Regions from separate parts of the Homo sapiens genome. Here regions 2 and 3 are each linked to region 1. The links are chromatin contacts, found by Hi-C in ENCODE. All regions are on one chromosome and are shown on one strand. Each heading gives the region's core, a stretch centred on a gene start or an enhancer-like site at or near the end of the contact. The rest is flanking DNA. Distances are from core to core; before and after follow the strand shown.

The links. A loop is a pair of places that touch in the nucleus more often than their neighbours do. Pooled maps may share reads with other maps.
Region 2: a loop to region 1 is called in a pooled map, with 4 times the contacts of the local background. The contact joins the promoter of S1PR1-DT here to the enhancer-like site in region 1. A Hi-C loop is called at or near these places in 2 of 37 single-sample maps with no recorded cell type and 3 of 50 pooled maps.
Region 3: a map with no recorded cell type shows a loop between it and region 1 (9-fold over the local background). The contact joins two enhancer-like sites. A Hi-C loop is called at or near these places in 2 of 37 single-sample maps with no recorded cell type and 2 of 50 pooled maps.

Annotation. Positions count from the first base shown.
Region 1 is chr1:100,075,938-100,080,968 of GRCh38, forward strand. SLC71A1 (solute carrier family 71 member 1) reads left to right here. Exons shown (of 12, transcript NM_033055.3): 9 at 1,228-1,340; 10 at 2,514-2,611; 11 at 4,559-4,722. Among named protein-coding and RNA genes, the nearest start is that of SLC71A1, 40 kb to the left of the region's middle. RefSeq lists enhancers at 1,735-1,784, 1,795-1,944. Within about 2 kb of position 1,799, at least 2 of the 41 ENCODE cell types and tissues checked have a DNase peak (open chromatin) inside an H3K27ac peak, as active enhancers do.
Region 2 is chr1:101,235,278-101,240,096 of GRCh38, forward strand. S1PR1-DT (S1PR1 divergent transcript) reads right to left here and starts at 1,251. Exons shown (of 2, transcript NR_104626.1): 1 at 1,048-1,251; 2 at 1-604. S1PR1 (sphingosine-1-phosphate receptor 1) reads left to right here and starts at 1,742. Exons shown (of 2, transcript NM_001400.5): 1 at 1,742-1,822; 2 at 3,545-4,819. The coding sequence starts at 3,708. RefSeq lists enhancers at 832-921, 3,555-3,604.
Region 3 is chr1:101,404,070-101,409,073 of GRCh38, forward strand. No RefSeq gene overlaps it. Among named protein-coding and RNA genes, the nearest start is that of LINC01307, 83 kb to the left of the region's middle. Within about 2 kb of position 3,747, at least 3 of the 41 ENCODE cell types and tissues checked have a DNase peak (open chromatin) inside an H3K27ac peak, as active enhancers do.

The sequences.
Region 1 (5,031 bases), core at 549-3,048:
AAAGTGCTGGGATTACAGATATGAGTCACTGTGCCTGGCCTAAATGTTTCTTTCAGTTGAAGTTTTTCTCAGCTAACTGCTGGCTCTGGGCAAGTTTCCTTTTCTGGTTTGGTTGCCGAAGAATATAATTCTACATGGAACTCAGTCTTATACTCACGTGATTTAAGTGAAAGTCTTAGACAAGAAAGCTGTGAGTTCTAATTGCTCAAAAATCCTTGAATGAATCATTTGCTTTTCACTGGCATATTTGTGATTAAATTCTTAAGTGGCCATCTCAATTTAAAGAATTCAAAACTTATATTTTATGAGTTTTAAAGTGTCAGCCCATCATAAAATAGTGATTTCCTGAATTATTTTTACTTGTCTATGGACTTACTAGCTATCTTATGTAGTATATTAAAAACGTTAGTTAGAATAGCAAAAAAAAATTTTCTAATGTTCCCAAATCACTGCTGAACTTTGTTGACTTTGAAAGAAAAAGGAGGCACAAGAAAACCCACCCACTGATAATATTGTTTATTAACCGCTGATTATTGCCAGGCACAATTCTAAGAACTTTATGTAAATATATCTCATTTAATTCCCATGACAAGGTTTTGAAATAGGTGCTGTTATCCCCATTTGCAAAGAGACAAAAGTGAGGCTCAAAGTGAAGTGACTTGCTGAGAGCCACACAAAGCCAAGATTATGATCCAGGCTGTTTTTCTAAAGTCTGCTGTATAGTATACTGCATTTATCCCAAATCAAGCTTATTAATTTACTGTTTATAAAAGGCATCATGGTTTCAACAACAGATTAACTTAGGTAAATAATATATGGGTAATCATTGTTCTGTTAGTTTTTCTTTAGTTGTGGAAATAAGCATTTTAGACTAACTTGGACCTAAACAAGCTTTAAGGCTATTATGTAATGGGGATCTCCAAATCATTAGTTAGAACTTTTGACCCTTCCATTTTCAACTACTGATTTAAGTGGTCCTCAGTAGAAATGTACTGAATAGGAAGTTTTATCTTTCAGTTTTCTAACTCTCAGTCTGGATCTATGTCAGCAGAGGGACTTTTCATCTGCTTATGTGACCTGGACTAGTGATCTCAGACATATTCAGGGCAATTATTGCTGAAAATCAGCCAAATTGTAGAAAAGTGCCAATAGTCCTTTTATAGTGTAGATTGAAAGAAGTCACTTTTTAAAACTTTATTCTGATAAATCTTTTTTTTTTTTTTTCAGACCATAGTCTTGAGTTTACTTATGAGGTCAATTGGAAATAAGAACACCATTTTACTGGGTCTAGGATTTCAAATATTACAGTTGGCATGGTATGGCTTTGGTTCAGAACCTTGGTAAGTATAAATATTTTAATGTTAATATTTTTAATTTTGGTGTTAGCCCTTGTGTTTTTATTTGCTTCTCAACTGAGGGGTAGACTGTAATCTGTCTCATACTATGCTTTTTATCTTTCAAAATGTGTCTAATATAAGTCTGCCACTTGTATATTTATATGTTCTCCTAGAATGGCTTGAGGATTAAAAAGGTGACCTTTTATAGCTAAATGACAGGCTGAATTTTTGAATGAGATTATACAGCTTTTGAATCTTTAAGGAGCATTTAATCTAAATCAGTCCGTTACTAGGAAAAAGTATGTAATCCCATAGCAACAAGGCCCTGAAAGTTATTTACATTTTTTGTTTTTCTGGTCAGGAAAAAGAAAGTTGTATAACCAGTGATCATTACTGATAGCAAACCAGAAGTGAAAACAATCCAGTTATTTTGGTGCCAGCTTCATGCTGTGTCTCAGCTTTTCTGACCAGTCGGGTTTCCTGCAGGGGACTTGAGTAGTGACGCTTGTTGTCAGGCTGCCCACGTAGATAGTATTATTGTGCTCAGGCATTATGGCACTGAACTCCATGGTTTGCACTAATATTTCAAACAACTGACTGCCTCGTCTCTGTTTGGACTTGGATATAAGCAAGCATCAAGAGGGTGATGATTTGTTCTCCAAACTAGCCTTTGCAAAGAGGTGCTCACAATTGAAATTACCTAAAACATTTCTTTTAAACATCAAGCCAGGAACATCCAAGTTACTTGTTCTTTACAATTTAAGGATTAGATCAAATCAGCGATATCTTCACAAATCCATCCATAAGAACTTTGCCAAAGACTTGTTGGCTTCATGTGTTTGGAAATATTTGATGATGTTTCGTCATCTATATTATACATTATCCTCAATATAACCTCTCAATTGCCTGTAGAAATAATACCCAGCACATTTTACAGTTTGGAACATGATATCCCTATTTTACATTACACCCTCACAGCACTCTTGTGAATTAAGTTGCTGTCTTTGTATACAGGGTCAGATTGTTAAGCGACTTGCCCATAGTCACCTAGTAAGCAAGTTCAGTTCTCCTTTTCTCTACAGCCATTTCACAGTAAGAATTACTTAATTATGTAGTTTGACTTTCAGGTACAGTGGAGAAGAATTTACTGTTTTTGTTTTGCTGCTCTCCTTATAGGATGATGTGGGCTGCTGGGGCAGTAGCAGCCATGTCTAGCATCACCTTTCCTGCTGTCAGTGCACTTGTTTCACGAACTGCTGATGCTGATCAACAGGGTGAGTTGATAGGAACTAGCGATAATTATTTAAAAGTACAGAATGTTCTAATCCTGTGTTCTGTCTCCTATGTACTGAAACATAAGTATATCTTCAGGGTAGAGACTTTTAAAATTGCTTTTGATATAAACAGGAAAAGCAGATTCTAGGGTATTTATCCTTAGGTAGATACATATTCCCTTTTCTCTCACTTAGAATATGTGGCTTATCTGTTCTGTTCATAGAAAATTTACTGATGAGGCTGGGCATGGTGGCTCACACCTGTAATCCCAACACTTTGAGAGGCCGAGGCAGGCAGATTGCTTGAGTTCAGGAGTTGGAGACCAGCCTGGGCAACATGGGGAAACCCCATCACTAAAATGCAAAAATTAGCTGGGCAGGGTGGCGCATGCTTGTAGTCCCAGTTACTTGGGAGGCTGAGGTTGGAGGATCACTTGAGTCTCAGAGGCGGAGGTTGCACTGAGCCAAAATCAGGCCAGTGAACTCCAACCTGGGCGACACAGTGAGAGACCTTGAGAGACCTGTCTCAAAAAAATTTACTGATGAATGTTGGCCACAGAATATTAACTAAGCATTAAGTTTTTGCTGTGTTGTGCTAGACACCTTGTGGGATATATTCATAGACCTTTTATGAATGTTGTCCCAGCCACTTGGGAAGCTGAGGCAGGAGGATTACTTGAGCTCAAGAGTTTGAAGCTAGCTTAGGCAACACAGCAAGACTCCCATCTCTAATAAAAAAAAAAAAAGAAATCATATAGTTTCAGTCATCTGAAGATATGTAACACAGCAACATCTTTAATGTCATATGCTCTCTTTTTTTTTTTTGGTGGGAACATTTAATTCTTGGGATGCTAACAGATGACAAATACTTCTTTGAAAAGGATATGTTTTGTCTAGTCATAAGGATAAAAGGGGCACTGCAAAACAGTGGCAGTTGTCACTTGGTTGATAAATGAGGAAGGAAAGGCCTATGGCCAAAGCAAGTTGCATTTTAAATTAAAGATCCAAAAGAGAGAAACAAAAATCAAATGCTGTTAAAACAGTGTTATTGGCCGGGCGCAGTGGCTCATGCCTGTAATCTCAGTGCTTTGGGAGGCCAAGGCTGGTGGATCACCTAAGGTCAGGAGTTCGAGATCAGCCTGGCCAACATGGTGAAACCCTGTCTCTACTAAAAAAATCAACCAGGCGTCGTGGTGCACACCTGTAATCCCAGCTACTCGGGAGGCTGAGGCAGGAGAATCACTTGAACCCTGGAAGCGGAGTTTGCAGTGAGCCGAGATCGTGCCACTGCACTCCAGCCTGGGCAACAAGAGTGAAACTCCGTCTCAAAAAAAAAAGTGTGATTTTGGCTGGGCACAGTGGCTCAATGCCTGTAATCACAGCACTTTGGTAGGCTGAGGCAGGAGGATCACTTGAGTTGAGTTCAACACCACCCTAGGCAACAAAGTGAGACCCCATCTCTACAAAAAGTACAAAAATTAGCCAGGTATTTGAGCCCAGGAAGTTGAGGCTGCAGTGAGCCAAGTTTGCGCCACTGCACTCCCGCCAGTTGACCCCCCCACTTTATTTTTGACTAAAAGGGGTCTTAAGTACTTGCTTGGGGACAGATAAATTTTAACATTTGTAGTTGTGAAATTGTGACTGATTTTTAACCAGCCATGTTTTGAAGGCTGTAATCTAGGGAAATAAAGTAGTTTTGCCCACTTGTTTCTATGTGAGACCTATATATGGGTACATCAGAGCTCATGTTTGCATAGGACAGCTTACTACACTTTGTAGAGCTGATAGCTTCTAAATATTAATAGTTTTTAATGACATTGCTATAAATTGCTAGTGTCTGATAAGAAGCTTGATTTTAGATTAAGTGATTTCATATTTGTACTGGTTCTAAGGTAGGGAAAAAAAACCAGGTAGTTTACTAAGTGATAATTTGTTTAAACAATGTAGGTGTCGTTCAAGGAATGATAACAGGAATTCGAGGATTATGCAATGGTCTGGGACCGGCCCTCTATGGATTCATTTTCTACATATTCCATGTGGAACTTAAAGAACTGCCAATAACAGGAACAGACTTGGGAACAAACACAAGCCCTCAGCACCACTTTGAACAGGTAATTCTCATTCAACATGATCAAATTGTATGGTTCATTTGGCTAGATTAAAGGCTACTGGTTTTTGGTCATGAAAGCTTTTATGTGAGATTCTATTTGAGATTGGATAAAATGCTTAAAAACCAGAGTTTAAGGGACTGTGTTCTTCTACATACCACCTTGTGAAAATTGGCTGTGCATATTTTTTTTCCACTTGAGAATGAAAAATTTTAAGTACCTAGTTTGTCAATGGCATATGTAACAAACCATTTCTCTTTACTACTAGTCTCTTTTGAAACTTTTCTAATATCACAGTTGTGTATGTTAACT
Region 2 (4,819 bases), core at 1-2,500, 1.2 Mb after region 1:
TACAGACTAGGTGTGAAATTTCACTTTGATTCCTTTGGCTTTAAAGAATGCATAAATTAGTGTGGGTGGAGGCGGGAGAAGGGGGGGAATGCCAAGTCCCCCGTTTTGTTGTGCTGGGTAGACACAATATACCTCTTCCCCTTTAAGTGAAATAAGTCTTCAAATCCAATTAGGATCTACTCTGGAGTCTTAGAGGACCGTTATCTTGGTTTCCACATTATATGCACTGTACTGTTGTTGAAGCTGTGGGTATGTATTGGGTGCGTCGCTGTCGATGAATGCTTTAAAACAGCTGTGAATTAACTGTCACTTCTTTTTTTTTTTTTTTTGGCAAACTCACAAAATCCCAGAAGTCAGGGGTCTGTTGTTTGTTCATTCTGCCTCCTTCTGAGTCATTCAGGTACAGGGTGTGTCTGCCAATTGAAACTGCACAGCGGAGGAAGTTTTTGAGTTCACATCTGCCGGGATGGGAACGCAGTGCGACCAGGGACTGGGTGGAAACTTTTACAACAGTAATGCAAGGGCAGAAGCGTCCTGTCCTGAGCTTGTCACGCAGGCAGATCTGACCAAGTCCGCCTCTCAGCCTCACGTTCTTAAGTAGCATCTAAGCAAAAGAAAAGGGTGGGCAAAGTGCTAGTAATGAGATTTGAGGCCTCTGAGTCGACTCCCAAGCAGAATGTGAGAGAAGGGTGCCGGCTCCTGCTGGGCAGCTGCAGTTGCTCCGCAGCTCCTGGCCGAGAATCTCCCCCTTTGGAAATTCCTGAGCTGCCCAGGCGTTTTGAATCTCTCAGGACTCAGCAGCAGCCCACCCCCTCAACGACCTCTCCATTGGCCAGAATCTGGGACACACAGCCTGACTTTGTGCTCAGCTGAGGGAAACCCCTCGCCCAACACCAAAACCGGCGCTGGTTCATTTCTCTGTGCACTCTGGGAAAGCCACTGCCCCTCAGACCGCAGTTGCGAGTAGCACGAGGATCTGGGGTGGCGGGGGGAGTACAGGAACCTCCCGGTTCATTCTCCCTCCCGGGCTGCTTGTCTCCTCCGTACCTCTCGCAGCCCCTTCCCAGCCTCTCCTCCCCAGAGCGCCGCCGACACTCGCCGGGCCGCGGCTCAGGTTTTCTGCTGCTCGCGCGAAAGTGGCTCGGGGAGCTCCTGGCCACAAGCTCAGCACACCGATCCTCCTAGGGCTGCGGGGGGTGTGGGACCAGGGCGGTGCGCTACGAGACTCCGGGCCGTCCTCTGCCTCCTCAGACTTTTCGAGAGAAAAGTTTTCAAAGTCTCTCCACCTTTTTTTTTTTTCAGGGGCTCGGGAGAATCCTCTCCACAGCCAGGGATCAGCGTCTATCTGGGCGAGGGCAGTGATTTATACAGTAGAATCCAGGGGTTACCGGGCTCCGCCCCTTCTCTCTCTCTCTTTTTTTCTTTCATTTGTTGTTTGGGGAGGAGGGGTTCTTTTTTTTTTTTTTTTTTTTTTTTTTGCTTCTGCCCCAGATCTTTCCTGGACAGTGCGTCTCAGCAGTTCAGATCCGGGGGCCCCCAGCTGACAGAGGGCGTGGGGGGTTAAGGCATTAACCCCTCCCAGCCTCTTCCTGAAGAAACCACCCAGCCTTGGCGCGGCGCTGGGTGACTTCGCGTAGCAGGCAGGGAACTGGCCGCGGCGAGCGGGACTGGCCATTGGAGTGCTCCGCTGCGGAGGGAGGGGACCCCGACTCGAGTAAGTTTGCGAGAGCACTACGCAGTCAGTCGGGGGCAGCAGCAAGATGCGAAGCGAGCCGTACAGATCCCGGGCTCTCCGAACGCAACTTCGCCCTGCTTGAGCGAGGTAGGGGGCGGCGAATGGCGGGGGTCGCGGGCGCGGGGAGCCCGGTTGTGGTAGGGCTTAGGTGTCAGAAACGAATTTTTAAGTCGAACGAGGCAAACAAAAACTTAGAAAACATGCATCTCCGGGCGCTGAAAATTTGCATCTCTGGGCTACTAAGGAGCCCATCTCGATCAGATTGTTCTTGGGCACTTGTGATTTATGGAGTTCAGAAAAAAGGTTAATTCCCAACTGTGGAACCTACGGGTGTAGGGGCAGTGAAAATTGCAGTTGGTCGGAGGAATAGGAGGGAAGGCGTTAAATTTTGGAAATCCTATAGACAAAGAATATGGTGGGTGGTGTGGAGCGTGGGTAATGGCTTAAATTAGTACTGCCCAGGAGCAGGGTATAAAATTAGTTGGGGGAAAATGCGGAGCTTCTTGGCTTGAGCAGCCTCTGCTGTTCGCGGAGTTGCTGGGATTGTTCTCATCTCTATTACCTCATTTTATTGCATTGCTGCATTACCTTGAAATATTTAAGCAACTTAGAAGTAGACTTCTGCTGACCAGTGCCGTCTTAGAAAGTTTCTTTGTAACTTTCTAGTCCTAGGAGAGGAGTCAACGTGTTGGGGGACTGCAGTAAATAAAACTGCCCACGCAAATTTAGCAATGCACCAGGGAGCAGTTTAATGTGAGTTTCTGAAGAGTAGTTTTGCAATCGAAATTAGAAATGTGGTAGCATGTATTATGGCTGTCATGAGTAGTTTGATTTCTCTCTTTTGTGTATGTTTTGGCTAAACTAAACAAAGCAAAAAATATTTATGCAATCAACTAATGTACGAAACTTCTGGGATTTGCTGCAATCTGTTATGAATGGTTTTAACTGAATACCTTTAAATTTACTTGCCCTGGCTTGGGGTGGGGGGTGGGGTGGGGGGGCGCGGGGGGAGGCGGGGAGAATAAGAAGAAGAAAGAAAAGGCAGTCGCTTCACGGAGGCGCTAAGCTTTCCTGTTTACAGCAAGGCGGGGCGGGCCTGGCTGCCCACACCTCACTGCGCCCTCGGACCCTAAGCACACCTGCTCCTAGAGAGTTATTAATAGAGCCCCCAAATGGCTTACGCTTTCAAATGATTTTCCTGCAAATCTGATTTCTTGCATGGCACATGGCAATTAGGAGGTGGTGCTAGTATCTTTGAACTGGGGGGCTGGGGGTGGGCATGGGGGACAGAGGTGTGTGTCTTCGCCCTCAGACTGGCAGTTGAGTCTTTTCCGAGGAGAGACGTGGGCTGGTATTGAGCGTGCAGCTAAGCTGGTGACTGCTTCAGAGAATCTCATGGCTGGAAATCCGGGGGTGAGGGGGTGTGGGGTGGTGAGAGGGCAGGAGTGGAGTTAAAATGGGGTGTAGTTCTCTAGGTTTCCCATTCCTCCCACTCCTTGTTTTCCTTTTCATCATCTTTTTTTTTTTGTCAACCCACAGCCAACATCGTAATTCCCATTTCCCTTTGAGTGAATGTGGCCATAGAGTTTCTCCCTCTCTTTTTCTTCCCCCTCTTCCTTTTTTGAAAAAAGAAAAAAAAGGAAGAAAAAAGATAATTTGATTTTTAAAAAAAATCTCTCTCCCTGAGCTCTCCCCAAGTTTCTTTAAAACAAATCAACAACAACACAATTGGAGCAGTGCCTTAGCTAGAATGAATTATGCCAGTATGCTGTGGCTCTTTCCCTGACTCTCTCCTCTGACTTGTTTAAGGCTGCGGTTTCCGAGGCCCTCTCCAGCCAAGGAAAAGCTACACAAAAAGCCTGGATCACTCATCGAACCACCCCTGAAGCCAGTGAAGGCTCTCTCGCCTCGCCCTCTAGCGTTCGTCTGGAGTAGCGCCACCCCGGCTTCCTGGGGACACAGGGTTGGCACCATGGGGCCCACCAGCGTCCCGCTGGTCAAGGCCCACCGCAGCTCGGTCTCTGACTACGTCAACTATGATATCATCGTCCGGCATTACAACTACACGGGAAAGCTGAATATCAGCGCGGACAAGGAGAACAGCATTAAACTGACCTCGGTGGTGTTCATTCTCATCTGCTGCTTTATCATCCTGGAGAACATCTTTGTCTTGCTGACCATTTGGAAAACCAAGAAATTCCACCGACCCATGTACTATTTTATTGGCAATCTGGCCCTCTCAGACCTGTTGGCAGGAGTAGCCTACACAGCTAACCTGCTCTTGTCTGGGGCCACCACCTACAAGCTCACTCCCGCCCAGTGGTTTCTGCGGGAAGGGAGTATGTTTGTGGCCCTGTCAGCCTCCGTGTTCAGTCTCCTCGCCATCGCCATTGAGCGCTATATCACAATGCTGAAAATGAAACTCCACAACGGGAGCAATAACTTCCGCCTCTTCCTGCTAATCAGCGCCTGCTGGGTCATCTCCCTCATCCTGGGTGGCCTGCCTATCATGGGCTGGAACTGCATCAGTGCGCTGTCCAGCTGCTCCACCGTGCTGCCGCTCTACCACAAGCACTATATCCTCTTCTGCACCACGGTCTTCACTCTGCTTCTGCTCTCCATCGTCATTCTGTACTGCAGAATCTACTCCTTGGTCAGGACTCGGAGCCGCCGCCTGACGTTCCGCAAGAACATTTCCAAGGCCAGCCGCAGCTCTGAGAAGTCGCTGGCGCTGCTCAAGACCGTAATTATCGTCCTGAGCGTCTTCATCGCCTGCTGGGCACCGCTCTTCATCCTGCTCCTGCTGGATGTGGGCTGCAAGGTGAAGACCTGTGACATCCTCTTCAGAGCGGAGTACTTCCTGGTGTTAGCTGTGCTCAACTCCGGCACCAACCCCATCATTTACACTCTGACCAACAAGGAGATGCGTCGGGCCTTCATCCGGATCATGTCCTGCTGCAAGTGCCCGAGCGGAGACTCTGCTGGCAAATTCAAGCGACCCATCATCGCCGGCATGGAATTCAGCCGCAGCAAATCGGACAATTCCTCCCACCCCCAGAAAGACGAAGGGGACAACCCAGAGAC
Region 3 (5,004 bases), core at 2,497-4,996, 1.3 Mb after region 1:
TGCAAGCATTGCCTCCCAGATGCAAGTGATTCTTGTGCCTCAGCCTCCTAAGTAGCTGGGATGATAGGCATGCGGCTAATTTTTGTATTTTTAGTAAAGACTGGGTTTCAACATGTTGGCCAGGCTGGTCTTGAACTCCTGACGTAAAGTCATCTGCCCACCTTGGCCTTCCAAAGCCCTAGGATTACAGGTGTGAGACACTGCACCCAGCTGCAGTGTCTTCTTTATAACAGAACAATTTATATTCCTTTGGGTATATACCCAGTAATGGGATTGCTGGATCTAAGGGTAGTTCTATCTTTAGGTCTTTGAGGAATCACAACACTGTCTTCCACAATGGCTGAACTAATTTACACTCCCACCAACAGTGTATAAGTGTTCCTTTTTCTAATGGAGCATTTTTTAACCTTGTCTGTTACTACTGGTTGATTTCAATACCTTAGTTCAGGGGTCAGACTGTAAGCCAAAGCTGACCCACCACTCTTTTCAAAAATACAGTTTTACTGGAACAAAGCTTGTCAGCCCATTCATTTTAAGATTTTCTTTGGCTTCTTTTGCACTATAGCAGCAGAATTTAGGAGCAACAGGGACCATATGACCCAGAAAAACCAAAATATTCACTGTCTGGTCTTCTACAGAATGTTTTCTGGACATTGCTAGAAGTCTAAAATGGGTTAGCAGAGCTGTGTCCCCTTAGGAGACCTCAGGGGAGAATGTTTCCTTGCTTTTTCCAGCTTCTAGAGGCTGGCTGCATTCTTCAGGTCATGGCCTCTCCTTCACCTCATTCTGACCTTGCTTTTCATGGTCACATTTCCTTCTCTGACTTTGACCCTCCTGCCTCTCTAAGAACCCTTGTGATTACATTGGGCGCACTTGGATAATACAGGATCATCTTCCCAGCTCGAGATCCTTAACTTTATCGTATCTGCAAAGTCACCTTTGCCATATCAGATGATATATTCAAAAGTTTAGGGGATTAGGATGTTGACATCTTGGGGGCCCATGATTCTGTCTACTACTGATGGTAAATGCTTACTGTCACCTCTGTCCAGATATCTTTACCACAACAATTTTATTGATTGCCAAGCACAGAGTACTAAGATGATTTTTAGTACTTTGTAATTTCTGTTAAAAAACAGTGGTTTTAAATTTTTTATAGGTATTTTATTTACATTTTGAATGGAAAGCATGAAATACATTTAGCACTTCAAAAAGTAGGATATTTGGGAGATGATTGGCTCTTGATTGCATTGGAAGCCAAATGAATTATTTACTGCATAAGTACAGCACATATTTTCATAAAGCAGTTTCTAAATGAACAAAGTGATTTTCTATGCCATTTTCTAAACAAAAGAGATTGATTTCACATTTTCTGAATACATGACCACTCCCACCACATGCTAGCTATATGGCATTCTCTGAAAGTTATAATATATAAGTGCAATCTGATTCATTCAACATGAAATGCACGGTTTTATAGATAATCATTTTGTCATAGGAGATGTTTCTAATTAATCGTATCACTCATACCAGATGCATCGTTCTCCAGTTTCTAAAATGGAACCTGATTTTTGGCCAGAATAGTATAAGTTTGGTGAGTATAAGTGACAAAAATGTTGTCTTAGCGTGTACAACATACCTTCAACAAATTGTCGTTTGCTTGTTGAAAATCTGGTGGCAACTTCACATCCTGGAAAAGCCTCTGGGGCCCAAATGGTTTTAGTGTTTGTGGGTGAATATGTTATGCCTCACAGAATGTTATGCTTTGTTTGGGTTTGCTTATAGTACTTTAACATAATCTCAAGTTACTCCTTCTTTACTTGCACTACAGAGTGTTCCATATCCCTGCCTCTCTCTCTTGAGCCTCAGTTATGGCATCCTCTGTTTACCTTAACTCCTGTCTTCCTTGCCTCTTGGCCCCAAAGCACTTATTTTGATATAACTCCCATTTAGCATCTGTATGGACATCTTCTGACATTTTTTCTGCCTCCCTAACTAACCTAAATGTTCTTTGAAGGCAAAGGCTGCCTTACTTCACACTAATCATAACATCCTATGCATAGTAAACACTTAGAAAACTGATGCTGATGATATCATCACGTTACTCAAGTTTTCTATTCTGGTCCTTCTCATTGTTTCATTTCATCCCCCTTTATCTCTGGATCAAATTGAAGCTGCTGATTAAATTATTTAAACAAAGCTTTGGCCATGTTGTTTTTTGTTTGTCTTCCCTCCTTTTTTCTTTCCCGTTGGCTGTCCGATATGCATGCTCTTCTTTACTATTGGGCACCAAACCGTATTGCTCCTTAATGTATCTCTGGCCACTTTCTCCAGGTAATCTTGATGAAGTTCCTTTAGCCATTTTCACCTCACCAGGACCATCTAGAGGCCAATTTTATGTTCAGCTTAGTCCTGTAATCATACCTTATTCTTTATTTTGGAAGACAGTGCTCCTGTCTGTGATTGTGGCTGAAAGGCTAATGTTCAACATCCAATTCTTGACATTTTCCTGGGTCATCATGCTCCTTCCTTGGGGTTCCAAATGCTGCTCGCTTGTAGCTCTATTTGGAAATCTTTTGATTCTGCATTGAATTGTAATGCAGAATAAAACATAAAAGTTGGTTATTTCTCTACCCTTATTAGATTTTCAAAATTTTGCAAAAAGAAGGGATGGGCACATCTGTGGCATATCAGCACAGTACTGGGGACTAGCAGTAGGTACTTAATAGATATTTGGAATTAAAACAAAACAATCTTTTCCACCATGGAGCCAAGTTTGTCCTGTGATTAAGGACTATTTCTACAATTCAAAGAGCTGTTCTTAAATAGTAAAGCTGTCATCTTGATTCACTGCCAACCCAAGGCCTTGCTCAAAATGAATGATTTTGCTCCGTATTTCTTAAAGTATATTCTCCTACATTGTTAGAATGATAATCACTAAATACTAAATGCTTCAATAAAGTGTATAATGTGCTTCACATATTGAGAATATATTTATAGGAATCTTTATAATTTAGTTGTATAAGTTGGGCAAGTTAACCTCTTTGTGTCTAGGTTTTTTATTGTGTAAAATGGGGATAAGTATTGTGGACAAGCCTCACAAGTCCTTTTTTTTTTTTAAGTAATTTCTGATAGTTCTACCTTTAATTCCACCACTTTCCTCCATTCACCAAAGATTTGTTATAATATTTCTGCTATTTACAGGATTCTCCAGGTTTTTCCTACAGATGGAGACAGTTCCTACAGTAGAAAGTGGTAATTTATGTGTGACGTGACCACTAGCTGGCCTTACCAATGTGTCTTTTTCATGCTTTAACTGTAGTTGGGTCAAAAGTTGGAAAACTGAGGTGATGAAATCTGTCAGAGAAGCATAGAACTATTATTTTGTGGCAATGTTAAGTGATTTTTAAAAACAGATGTTAATTGAGGTCCAAGCAGTAAATTAGTAGTTAAACCTCCCTTAGGTTTTACAAAGAGAGTTCAAGACTGACTTAAGATCCCTGTCCTGGATTAACATGAAGTGAGACTTAAAATTAGATTGCCAAGAAGGTAATGTATCACCAAAGGGTCAGGTGATATATGACCAAAGGGTCAAGGTGAAAAGAGAAGGTGATATATCACCAAAGAGTCAGGGTGCACCTTGTTTGCAGTGATATTTGTTGGGGCAGCTCTTAAAAACGAGCAAAGGTCAAAGTTGTTAATGAAGCTGACCCCACAGGTGTGAAGCTTGTAGGTTTCAGTTCAGTTTTACCCTTCAGAGATCAGTGACAGCCAGCCCTAGAGGCACCATCTGCAGCCCTATGGGAAAGAGGTCTGATTTAGAACATGTGGGAAAGGAAGAAGTACATTTGAATTTGAAAGTTGACTTAATTATATTCTCTGCTTTCAGAGAGCTTCCCCTTTGCACATCTCACCCTTTTTCTTACCCACGCTGCAGAACTATTTTGGCATATGTTTTACCCCAAATGACTGGTTCCTATTTTCAATTCTGTATCTAGTTGAGAGATACAGATGAGGGGTCAGGAAAGTTATTCTATGGTTTGGAGTCTTGCCAGGCTCAGTTGATATCTTTGACAAGAGCAAGGCTACTGCTCATTTCTGATGTCCCTGTCTGGGGAGCTCAAAGTGCTGTGTAGATGTTGTCTCATTCATTTTACCTGAGGCAAGTTGGAGGCATGCATCAGTGTAAAATTTTCTTTAAAGCTTCATTCATATGAGTAAGAAATAGATAAAAGGAAAATACTGCCTATGAGTCAGAAACAGATATATTTAAGAGATGACACTGAAAAAAGCTAAGGTTTTAATAATATTTTTGCCTTATTCTCTTGGGACAGATGAGGAGGATATAATCACAGGGCAGGTTTCACTGAGGAAGTTGTTATAAAGGGCAAGAATATAGTGCAGTGTTTAGTTTAAAGAGGGCAGCTTATAGCTGTATATCCATTCAATATATCCCAGAAGATTGGCGATAAATTTAAGACAATGTCTCCAAGTTGATTGGGCATATATTTCCAGCTTTGCTGCCTCCATTCTTTTGTTATTGGCCAACAAACCTCCTATTTTAATTTTTTATTTTTGGATAGAATTAACTGGAGACACTGTAGAATCTTAAACTTTTATGATGCTGTTTTTTCTGCCACATTATAAAAGTATTAAATTAAGAATCAACAAATGTAAATTACTTTTTGTTCTGCTGCTGTGAACCTTGAGTGGGAGCAATACTAAGCATCTTAGACCTGAGTTCCTTCATGTATAAAATGAGAAGGAGGAACCATATCACCTCTAAGATCCCTTCCAGCTTTGCAGTTTCCAGAAGTAAGAACATGTTCTATTACCTGCCATGAAGAAGAAAACATGGGAGAATATGGGAATCTTCTTTTCTGAAATCTCCTTTGTATGATTTTTCTTTCTCTCTTTTAAAATCATAGCTATAATTTTAAAAATCTCATTTAAAACTCTCTGTGTTTATTGTAGAAAAAAGTTAGAAAATATAAATAAGCAAAA